Regions from separate parts of the Homo sapiens genome. Here region 2 is linked to region 1. A link is an interaction called in ENCODE POLR2A ChIA-PET data of the cell type or tissue named here. Cell type or tissue: GM12878. All regions are shown on one strand. Each heading gives the region's core, and the rest is flanking DNA. Links, peaks and the distances in the headings are about the cores only. Region 1 overlaps KCNQ5 (potassium voltage-gated channel subfamily Q member 5). Region 2 overlaps KCNQ5 (potassium voltage-gated channel subfamily Q member 5).

What was found. Peaks named below come from ENCODE experiments on the same cell type or tissue, not always from the same donor. Only the 100,000 strongest peaks of a DNase experiment are listed, where the experiment ranks them.
Region 2: POLR2A ChIA-PET joins it to region 1 with 6 read pairs; 1 of 35 experiments calls an interaction of 5 or more read pairs at or near these places.

The regions. Positions count from the first base shown.
Region 1 is chr6:72,681,168-72,686,553 of GRCh38, forward strand. The region is part of intron 1 of KCNQ5 (potassium voltage-gated channel subfamily Q member 5); the gene reads left to right. Among named protein-coding and RNA genes, the nearest start is that of KCNQ5-IT1, 53 kb to the left of the region's middle. In GM12878, for the core only: no CTCF peak of the experiment used is centred there; DNase peaks (open chromatin) are centred at 2,084 and 2,814; H3K4me3 peaks cover 1,010 bases; H3K27ac peaks cover 2,188 bases.
Region 2 is chr6:73,077,378-73,082,763 of GRCh38, forward strand. It overlaps KCNQ5 (potassium voltage-gated channel subfamily Q member 5), which reads left to right. Exons shown (of 14, transcript NM_019842.4): 4 at 1-120; 5 at 385-510. Among named protein-coding and RNA genes, the nearest start is that of KCNQ5-AS1, 63 kb to the right of the region's middle. In GM12878, for the core only: no CTCF peak of the experiment used is centred there; a DNase peak (open chromatin) is centred at 2,704; H3K27ac peaks cover 397 bases.

The DNA of each region.
Region 1 (5,386 bases), core at 71-5,070:
GTTACAACATTGAGGACGTGAGAAGAAAGCAATGGGGGCTTTCTGTGTATGTGAGAATAAAGCAACGGGGGCTTGCTGTGTGATGATGCTAGTTTGTAACTACTATTATGATAACAATAACAATGATGATAAGAGATAATAATAGCTTTTATTCATTGAGTAATTATTCTCTGTTGGGCTCTTTGCATCTACACGTTACCTCTTAGCATCACAACCCTCCTGGATAAGTTTTATTATCTCTATTTTACAGGCAAGAGAAGTATGCCACTGAAGAATGAAGTGACTTTTCCTTGTGTCAGCTAGCTAATAAGTAACAGAACTGAAATTCAAACCCAGATCCAAAGTCTCTCTCTTTGAACTAGTCAAGGATGGATAATTAATGTTTGACATTAAAACCATAGATGCTTCAAATCCATAATATTGATGATAATATGACTTATGTGGCCCAAAAGATGCAGCCTCTGCATGCATGCCCTAAGTAAACCTGTTTTGCCAGCTTTTGTTCCGGATCTTGCGCCTTCACAGTTGCCCCTTTAAGCTTATCCCCACAGCTTATCATCATCATGCTGTGATCCCAGGACATTCAGAAGATGTGATAGAGTTTTCATGGGATAAACCTGTGAACCATTCCCTTTCAATATCTTCAGTGCCCCTTTCTGACTTATAGAATATGGAGTCAGTCTAAATTATTTAAATTTTCCCTTGAGGATTCTCTAGCCCTATCCTAGATTTGCTCCTGGGTTGCCTTGGAGAATCAAATGAGTTCTTCCCTGAGGGGGAACTGGAAAAATCCTGGAGTTCCCCAGGACTTGAGGATTTCCTGGAGTGACCTCCTTCTTGTGAGATCCTTCAGATCCATGGTCCCAGCTTTCAAGTATGTGGAGAAAAGAGCCTCAGTAGAGTTATCTCTGTCCAAAGCCACTTCATAAAATACTTCCTTAGATATTTTAATGCTTGGCAGTCCCATCTGTAACATTACAGGGATTGGACAATTCCTCACATGGTTATGTTCTTTGGCCAGCACAGTATTAAAAAAACAAAACAAAACAAAAAACGCTCTATATTGTTTTTAGGAACAAAATGCTTGCTCTAGTTCTCCACGGTCTTCTCCAATATCTATTGTATCACAACCAGCCAACTTCCCTGATTAACACTCCCTGCCTGACCCTTAAAGGTGTTTGTTTCTGAAGGTACTGGAAGTGATAATATTCTAAATTTCTTCCAGCTCTACTATCCTCTGATTCTCTCCTTATTTTCAGTTTACAAAAAGGATTTGTACCTTTTTTTTCCTTTGGCCCCACACTTATGTCTTCCTTGCTTCCTTTCATTCTGCTTTTCTGACCTTCCCTTCAGTGCTCAGACATCAAGTGCTTCAACCCACTCTTAGCTGTCCAAGTTCTCTGCCATGGCCTCTTTCCCTGTCTCAGGAATCCAGCCCTCAAAGTACTCCTCTTATACCCCTACTTTACTCTTAATAAATTTTCTATCTCTATGAAGAATCATGAAAGTAAGCTCTTTAAATTGATTCATAATGAAAATAGATTATTCCTGGTATCTTCTATTTTACCATTAGGAACAAGGGTGGGACTGGGATGGAGAGGTGCTTAGGAGCTCCAATGAGTCTTTAATTGGTCAAGGCCAGGGTGGCGAGGATGAAAGGGTTGTGGAAGGGAAAGACCTAATCTGCTGATTTTTTCACACTTACCAAAGAAAGAGGAGAAAGGCTCCTCCAGGAGCCTCTTTACGTTTTTATGTTGAAAAGAGGAGCTGATCGCTGCCCCACTTAGAAATGTCTCACTACCTTCTCTGGAGAGGACAGCTTCTTTAAGGATGGCTCTGCCCTCAGCCATACGTGATTTTTTAACTCAGTGTGTCTTCCTTGGCCTGGATGCAGAGGATGGAAGATGGCGTCCTTACTGCTTCACCTGTTTTACCACAATTTTGTTAAGTGGAGAAATTATGGGTAATTAACTCAAGTTCACACAAATGCTAAGTGTTAAAACTAGTTCTCAAGCTAAAGTGTGTCTGAACCCCAAAGCCAAGCCTTTGCTGTCAGACTTTCTGAGGCTCTCAGAATCCCCCATTTTCAGGTACCTGTGGTCAGAGGAGGGAGAAATCAGCACACACATTCTCACTTACTCTTGGATTCTGGTCTTTGGTGGGAGCTTGAAGCAAGTGCTTGTTAGCCACATATACTTTTTTTTTTTTTTTTTTTTTTGAGACAGAGTCTCGCTCTGTCGCCCAGGCTGGAGTGCAGTGGCGCAATCTCGGCTCACTGTAAGCTCTGCCTCCCGGGTTCACGCCATTCTCCTGCCTCAGCCTTCCGAGTAGCTGGGACTACAGGTATGTGCCACCACACCCGGCTAATTTTTTGTATTTTTAGAAGAGACGGGGTTTCACCATGTTAGCCAGGATGGTCTTGATTTCCTGAACTCATGATCCACCTGCCTCGGCCTCCCAAAGGGCTGGGATTACAGGCGTGAGCTACTGCGCCTGGCCCACATATACTTTTTCTCTTGCCCAGCTGGTCTTAATTGTATATGGTTTAGATGTCTCTTAGGAATGCCTGGGTTTGTATGTTTGGTGTGGTAAAAAAAAAAAAATGCCATTTGTGTAACTGCTTACCAACTTACCAAGTTATGATGAATAAAGTAATTATGTCAAAATGTTTAGGTTTACATTGTCTGGAGCTTATAATTTTATAATTGCTGCTAACAGCTAGTTTTTCTTTTATGTTTTCACATCATTTTCTGTCCTCATGGAAAGTCTTAACCTGTGAGAAAGCCATCGGTATCTTCATTTTAGTAATAATGAAACTGAGACTTAGCTTACCAACCCACATGGTCAATATCAACACACAGGTCTTTTGATTTCAAAACCTACAAGAAAACTCTGTTCATGTATGTATAATCATTACCTATTATGCACATGGCATGATCACCTGGTCTCTATAAAGCAAAAACAAAAAGCCCGACATGATTCTCTTAGCCTTCCAATTCCGAATGAGTATGGGTTCCACCATCCATAGTCACCAAGGTCCTTATTCATTCAAGATCCTTCCTTAGTCAGATCCTGAGGCTTTTGTGTGCACTGGCAGCAATGGCATCCCACGCTTCCCTGACACTGGAGGATACCTACAGAAAAGATCCTAGCTGCTTGCCAATTTTAAGGCACATCCATGTAGTAGAGTGAGAGCCTACACCGACAAAGTATTGTGGTTTCTTCCCAAGAAACTATTTCTTAACTATTTTGCCTGGAAATCTCCATCCACAGAGGCAGACAGTAAAAGTTTCCAAAAATCTTTCATCAGTGTCTTTGAGATAGACTTGCCTCTGCCACCTGGGCATTAGTATCAGGCCTTGATATTGATTATTACACATTGTATACATGTATCAAAATATCACACTGTATCTCCAAAATAGGTACAATGGTCTGTCAATCAAAAATTATAATGCAAGAAAAAGTGTTGTTTTCATGCACTTGGAATGGGCCTTTGCATATGTTATCTGTGTAATGCTATGCATTGTCATTTGGAAAGTTTTAGTTCACTAGTTATGAAAACCTTCCAAATATTGACATATTAATTTATGAAATAACAAAATGTTACATTTGTTAATATGAATTAATAATGCTGGCATATGATAAAGAATGTGTGTGTATGCATTTGTGTCTGTGTGTGTGTATGTGTGTATTTCTGTGTGTGTGTATGCGTGTGTGTCTGTCTGTGTATTTCTGAGGCCCCTAGGCATTGCTCCATCTCTCCTCTATATAATTCTTAAGAAACATTCCACTGGGCTGCATTTCTTGGCCTACACCATTGTCCCTCCCTCTATATTGTTTGTTTGTACTTCAGGCCAAAAACAAAACAAGCACAAATAAGCACACTGAACAAGAAAGAGAAAAGGGCCCTTAAAATGAGATGAAGAGAGAGGGTGTAGGGCTATGTGTTGTGCAGAATGATTGAATGAATCCAGGCAAACTCTGATTTGGTTTGTAAGTTCTATTTTATCTATTTTAGTAACCTGTATTGAAAGCCTGGACCCAAAGAGCTGAGGTCCTAATTCAATGGTTTCTGTCTGTGATACAAAAAGTTTCTGGCTACTCACTAAGAGGTTTGCTTAGAGTAAATCCCTCAGTCAAGAGAAACATATTGTTTTGAATTGAAGCTCAGTTTTTAGTTAACAAAACTATATGCATTCCAACATACACTGGTTTTGTTCCTTTTCTTTTGAGCTGGATATACATGCATATAATACAAAATCAAAAGATATATGGTGGTTAACAGTGAGAATTCTTCCATCCCGTTCCTGGCCCCCTGACAACCAATTTCTTACTCCAGAGTCAACTACTATCCTTGCATTTTTTATATCCTTCAGAGATGTTGTATGCATTATCACTATGGATGTAAGTTTTTGTTTTTTTCATAAATGTTATCATATCATACACACTGTATATTATGCCTTAGCAGTTTATACAATACTGCCTTACTCATTTTCATAGTATACAGAATTCCATCAAATGGATGTGAACTAATTTATTTAACTGCCTTCAATTATTTCTAATATTGTCTATCATATTTCAAGGAAAATGCTTATATGAATGTCATTTTACTTGTATGTTAGTATATCAAGAGGATAACTTCCTAGAAATGTATCTTGGGCTCCTCTAAGAAAATACCATTGCTGAGTGGCTTAAACAATAGACATTTATTTCTCACAGTTCTAGAGCAGGAAAGTCCTAGATCAAGATGCCAACAGATTCAATTCTTAGTGAGGGTCCTCTTCTTAGCTTGCAGATAGTTGCCACCTAGCCGCGTGATCATGTGACCTCTTCTTTGTGCATGTTTAGAGAGAGAGCTGTGGTATCTCTTCTTTTTCAAGGATGTTGACCCCCTTATGGGGCTTCATCTTCATGACCTCATCGAAACCTGATTTACCTCCCAAATGTCTCACCTCCTAATAATATCACATTGGGGATTAGAGCTTCAACATATGAACTTTAATATGTTGAAAATTCAGCTCATAACATGACTGGGTCAAACTGTGTAAAATTTTGGCAGATTTGCTATTGCTTCACATAGGGTCCTACCCGTTTCCAATATAAGAAAGAGTAAGACTTTGAACCTTGCCAACAAACTGTATTATCAAATTTTGTGATGTTCCCTCGAGCTGATAGGTCAAAATGATAGCTCAGTATAGTTTCAATTTACATTTCTTTTGTTAATATATGAGGCTGATGAACATTTCATATGTTCATCATTTAGCACTTTAGCACTATTAGCACTTTATTTTTCTAAGAAGTAGGTATTCACAGTCTACCCACTTTTCTGTTGGATTGATGATCCTTTTCTTATGTGTATGTGAAAATTGTCATTTTTCTTTGATAT
Region 2 (5,386 bases), core at 209-5,208, 400 kb after region 1:
ATTTTTGCCACGTCTGCACTCAGAAGTCTCCGTTTCCTACAGATCCTCCGCATGGTGCGCATGGACCGAAGGGGAGGCACTTGGAAATTACTGGGTTCAGTGGTTTATGCTCACAGCAAGGTAAGATTTGCTCTCTGAATTTAAAAACACAATTTTTGAAACTTTTTCATTGATCGCTGTAATAGTTAATAAACCTGTCACAAGAAAACTTAGTCATTGCAGAAAATGGTTAAAACAATTTTGGGACATGATGTACAATGGATTATTTAAGAGCCATCATAAACATCCAAGAAGTAGTAAAGTGAATAGAATCCTCATAGAATTCTTTTTTCCTTTTTCAAAGATTTCCCACCTCTAAAAATCTTTCATTCCTTTTATATCTAGGAATTAATCACAGCTTGGTACATAGGATTTTTGGTTCTTATTTTTTCGTCTTTCCTTGTCTATCTGGTGGAAAAGGATGCCAATAAAGAGTTTTCTACATATGCAGATGCTCTCTGGTGGGGCACAGTAAGTATAAAAATACATTTTTTATTTATTGGATGTTGTGAATTGTTTTTTTTTAATACAACGTAATGGTTCCTATGGATGGTTTCAATAAAAATATTAAATTGCGAAAGAGAGTTATATGGAAAATAAATACTACTTATTATTGTCTAAAGGCTTTCCACATCTTTTTAGGCCAACTAAGTTGTCTTGTAAACCATCATTAATATTTCTTGAGTGCTAGATTGTTGCCAAAATTAAAAATATATAAAATATATAAATATATATCATTTTTAAAATGGTGATTAAAACATTGATAGTTTGTTTATTTGTTTTAACTTTGTGGAGCACAAATTTAAATGATCAATTGTTGCATTGATTTTCCGCTCTTCAAAAGTTTATCTGGGGTTAAAAAATGAATGGAAGCTGTGAATAAAATTGCAGCACAAAGAAATGAAAAAGAAGACTGGTAACCATCTGTGAGATCAGAGATTATAGTCACCTAATTTCAAAACTTTCCTCTCAAAACCTACTTTTTCTTTATATTATTAAAGAATAATTTTCCAAATAAATAAAGTAAAATCATGATTCTTACATAGAAAGAAAATTAACACATGCTAAACATTCATTTAACTCATTTTAAAAGTTTAAGTCATTATTAATGAAGAAACCAGTAAGATGTTAAAACCAGTTCAAAGCACTATCCAAAGGACAGAAACATTTAAAGATCAGGAATATTGAAATCAATGTGCAAATAGAGGCAAAACTGGCTCCTTCCACAGTGTGGGAGGGAAGTCAGTTCAACCTCCACTAGGCAGAATTTATTTACATGTCCATAGGCAAGAATTATTTTGCATTGCTACCAGTTATCAACAACTTACAGAGTTGTAAAATAGCTCAAAGGCTATGAAAAGAGCAGAGCCCCATAAAATCAGAATCCAAAAACCTGGAAGGGTGTACTCTGAACAACGCATAGTTTTCCACTGAAGCAAAAATTTTCCCTGCATTGTAAAGAATTTATGAAACAGTCATTGGAGCTATGCCGTAATAAGAATGACATGGGATATAGGAGTGCTTTATGCAATGTATAAATTACATTTCTTTTTATTTTATTCCTTTAAGGTATTCCAAAGGGGAGTTATATGAAAATAATCATAGCCAAACATGGTGGCTCACGCCTGTAATCCAAGCACTTTGGGAGGCTAAGGCGGGCCAGTTGCTTGAGCTCAGGCATTTGAGACCAGCCTGGGCAACATGGCAAGACCCCATCCCTACAAAAAATACAAAAATTAGCCAGGTGTGGTGGCACACTCCTGTAGTTCCAGCTACCTGGGAGGCTGAGGTGGCAGAATCACTTAAGCCTGGCAGGTAGATTATAAATGCTTGTCTAAAGAATGTCCATATCGTTTTGGTTCAAAAAACCCCGTGAGTTCTCTTTTAAACCACCCTTAGTATTTCTTGAGTTCTAGATTGTTGCCAAAATAAAAATATATCATTTTCTTAAGCTGTGATTTAAACAATGATAGGCTTTTTATTTGTTTGTTTAGTGAAGCACAGAGTTACCAATTGTTGCATTGTTCCACTAGTCATCAAAAGCTCATCAGCAAGACCCAGAACATTTGTCAGAGAGGGGGAAAATTTGTTAGGGCTGTATTTAGCAGAACTTGTTGTATTTGTTGATTGCATAGCAGCAATAAAATGAATAAAAATGAGAAATACATTCACCTAAAGATTCGAATTTTTTTCTTAAGTTATCTAAGTAAATGTCTACAAGATTATGCCATTGGTTTCAAAGGATTCCGTTGGTTTAATAATGTGGTTTCCGGCTGCTCTTCACTATTCACAAGCAATAATGGGCATTTCGAAAAAGAGTGGAAGCTTGAAAGAGAGCAGTCATCTGACACTCTTAAAATACTTTTTATATGTAGAGAGCAAATGAAAATCTGTGACTCATGATGGGATAAACTGTAAACTGAGAAAACAGGAGGCTTTTCTTGCCAGCAAGGGGAAGACAGTTTATCATCCCAGCCTTCAAAGCAATGGTTTGAATTCAAGTTTAATTTTTGCTTCTCTTGGATAATTCTAATGTATTTGACTTACTGAGGCACCCAGGTGCCCCTTTTGCCACTGAGATGCAGTTGTTGGTGAGTTTAGCCTGGGAGCTCATTATCTTTCTTTTTATTAGTCTTCCATTTCTCCTTATTACAAAAAAGAATTGCTGTATTGTGTGTTAAACAGTGTGTGGGAAACTCTTAATATACCTCTCAGTTAGTCATCAGTTTGTTTCTTTTGCCAGAATAACCCACACGGTAGGTTTTCAAAGGTCATATCTGTGACTTTCAGGGGAAGAAACATTTTCATTGATTTGCCTTTCAGTTCTGCTAATTTGACTGACATTTAACCCGTACTTAACAGGTTCCTGAATGGCCTAATTATGTTTCTATTTTTAAAAAAAATCTAGTCTTGAATATGAGAGTAAAAATTTTATAAGAGATCAAACTTCGAAGAATTTTTTAAGGCCTTATTGGTCCGTAGCAGGTTTGTTGATATTAACTGACTCATTAATGAAATTGTCTGAATCCTAAAAAGACAGAAGAAGCAAACAAACAAGAGAGCTCATTGTTTCTATTCATTTTAAGAAGAACATATACTAGATTCCTAGTGGGAAATAAAATAAATTTAGACTATTATACCTTTTATTTATACATTAATCAAGACCTTAGTGAAAATTATGGTTGGGTATTTCTTAGTTAAAATTGCGCATGTTGCACCTAATGGAAACCTTAATAACTATGGAAGTATCCAGAATAAATAGGGAAATGATAGCATCCTAAATGAGAGTATTTCTAAGTGTTACACTTTGATGAAAAAAGGAAATCCCCTATATTAAAAGATCCCACAGTATCAACATTAAGTATCAAAATATAGGTTTTGTTCCACAGATACGCTGTGCCAGTGAATTTTCAATACTAACTCTGGAACTCCTTCCATTAAGATAGTGAGATCTGTCCCCTAGATCAACATTTGGAGGGATATCATGGTGGGATCAGTGCTGCCCAAAAAACTTTGATCCCTGAAAGCAGTTTCATATTAGTGAATAGCAATACCTAGTTCATTGAGTAAGTGAAATAGATATAAAAGACCTGGTACCAAGAACATAGCAAGTGCCCAATCAAATATGAGAGCTATTGTTGGTGTAGACATCATTGCTGTGGAAGTTAAATGAAAGCACCTTTAATACAAAAGGAACAAAAAAAGAGCTATGTGTTTTGATGCAGACCCACAGTTTGAACACAGAAGAGGCTTGGGAATTGGAGGTTGTGATGAAAAGATGTCCTGGGTTCTGATGTGGCAACTAAAGTTGCATTGATGGCAGAAAATGGAAGAGGGAAGTAGCTCTAGTAGCTGAGGCACTGAGAGTTGCTGGAAAAGGGGATCTTCTGATTGTTGGATAGAGCTCCATTTATTATCATTTTCTATTGTTATTTTTCTCATTTTTGGTTGTTCCAGATTTATTCTGAAATAATTTAAGAATGGGTTTCCCTGGAGTTATTTTCTGTTATTAAATCCTTCCTGTTTTGTGGGAGTGATTTTTCTCTTTTTGATCTGCTTTAGATTTATTTTGAAATAACTTAAGATCAGGTTTTCCTGCACTCCAGCCTGGGTGCTTGAGTGAGACCCTGCCTCAAAGACTCCCTTGGGGAGAATTATACCGTGCCACGGAAATCTACCAACAGTATATTGTTCACCTGAACACATTAGCTATAAACTAATGTACATAGATTTACTAAAAACATAATTGTATCTTCAAAATCAGGTCAATAAATATTTGTTGATTTGTTGCCTGAAAGAAAGAAGGATTTATATCTCCTGATTTGGAATTAATTCTGCTATTGAAAAGAAAAAAAACTTTAGCCTAACCAGTGTCTTAAATTATAATCTGACCATAGCCTCAGCCATCTCATTTAAAAAAAAAATCAAGAAAAGTCTGGACCAGAGTTTTCATTTGTTTTTCAGTATTATTTCTGAGGAAGAATTCCTGAATGCTAAACACACGAAGGTGCCCCCACTCCACCTCAGATTTTCCTAACATAATTACAACTTTATGCCAACATTTCCAACCCACAGATTTTCAGAATGTATTTTCTTTCACCTGTGTGACTGTATTTGAGCATAGGAAACATAAGGGCCAAAATATATCTAAGCTGTTTCTATCTGCAAGACGCCTTCAAATAAATGGTCCAGCTGAAGAGATGGTACAAAATACCAGGGATTCCTGAGGCCAGCTGTGGGGAGGTAGCAGGGCAAAGCAGACCATCCCTGCCCAGATCCTCATCCGCCTTGTTACCCTGCAGCCTGAAAAGGCAGCTGCCAGCTTCTCAGTTTAAGAACTGTGGCAAGAAATGGCAGCTTCTCACTTAAGGAGAATACTACTCTGCCTAGAACTTTACTGAAAGAGATGGTGGACATTTTTGTCACTTGTAATTTGTTTTTAATTTTAAAAAGTAAATTCAAAACGTCATGACCTTACCTATGATATTATAAAGATCATACTCAAAAGTCACGAGTATGAATCACAGAAGATTTTTATAATAAAAATGTAATCTATCCAGTGCATGTTCACCAGCATATCTCTTACAAGCTCTGGAATGAGGAAAAAAAATGGAATTATGTCCAATATCGTGATGTAAAGATCCATCTCTCTATTCTCCTGCTTCTCATCTCTTACACACACGTATATATAAGCAAAATGTCACGCTCACATGGGTGTGGGAAATCAAAGCTCACGAAACACTATTTAGTTTACTTGCCCACTTATGTAAATATTGTATTTGTTTTAGAATAGAGTAGAAGCTCTCAGAACTTATTTCCTCTTCACTGACTGGCCAGATTAACCAAC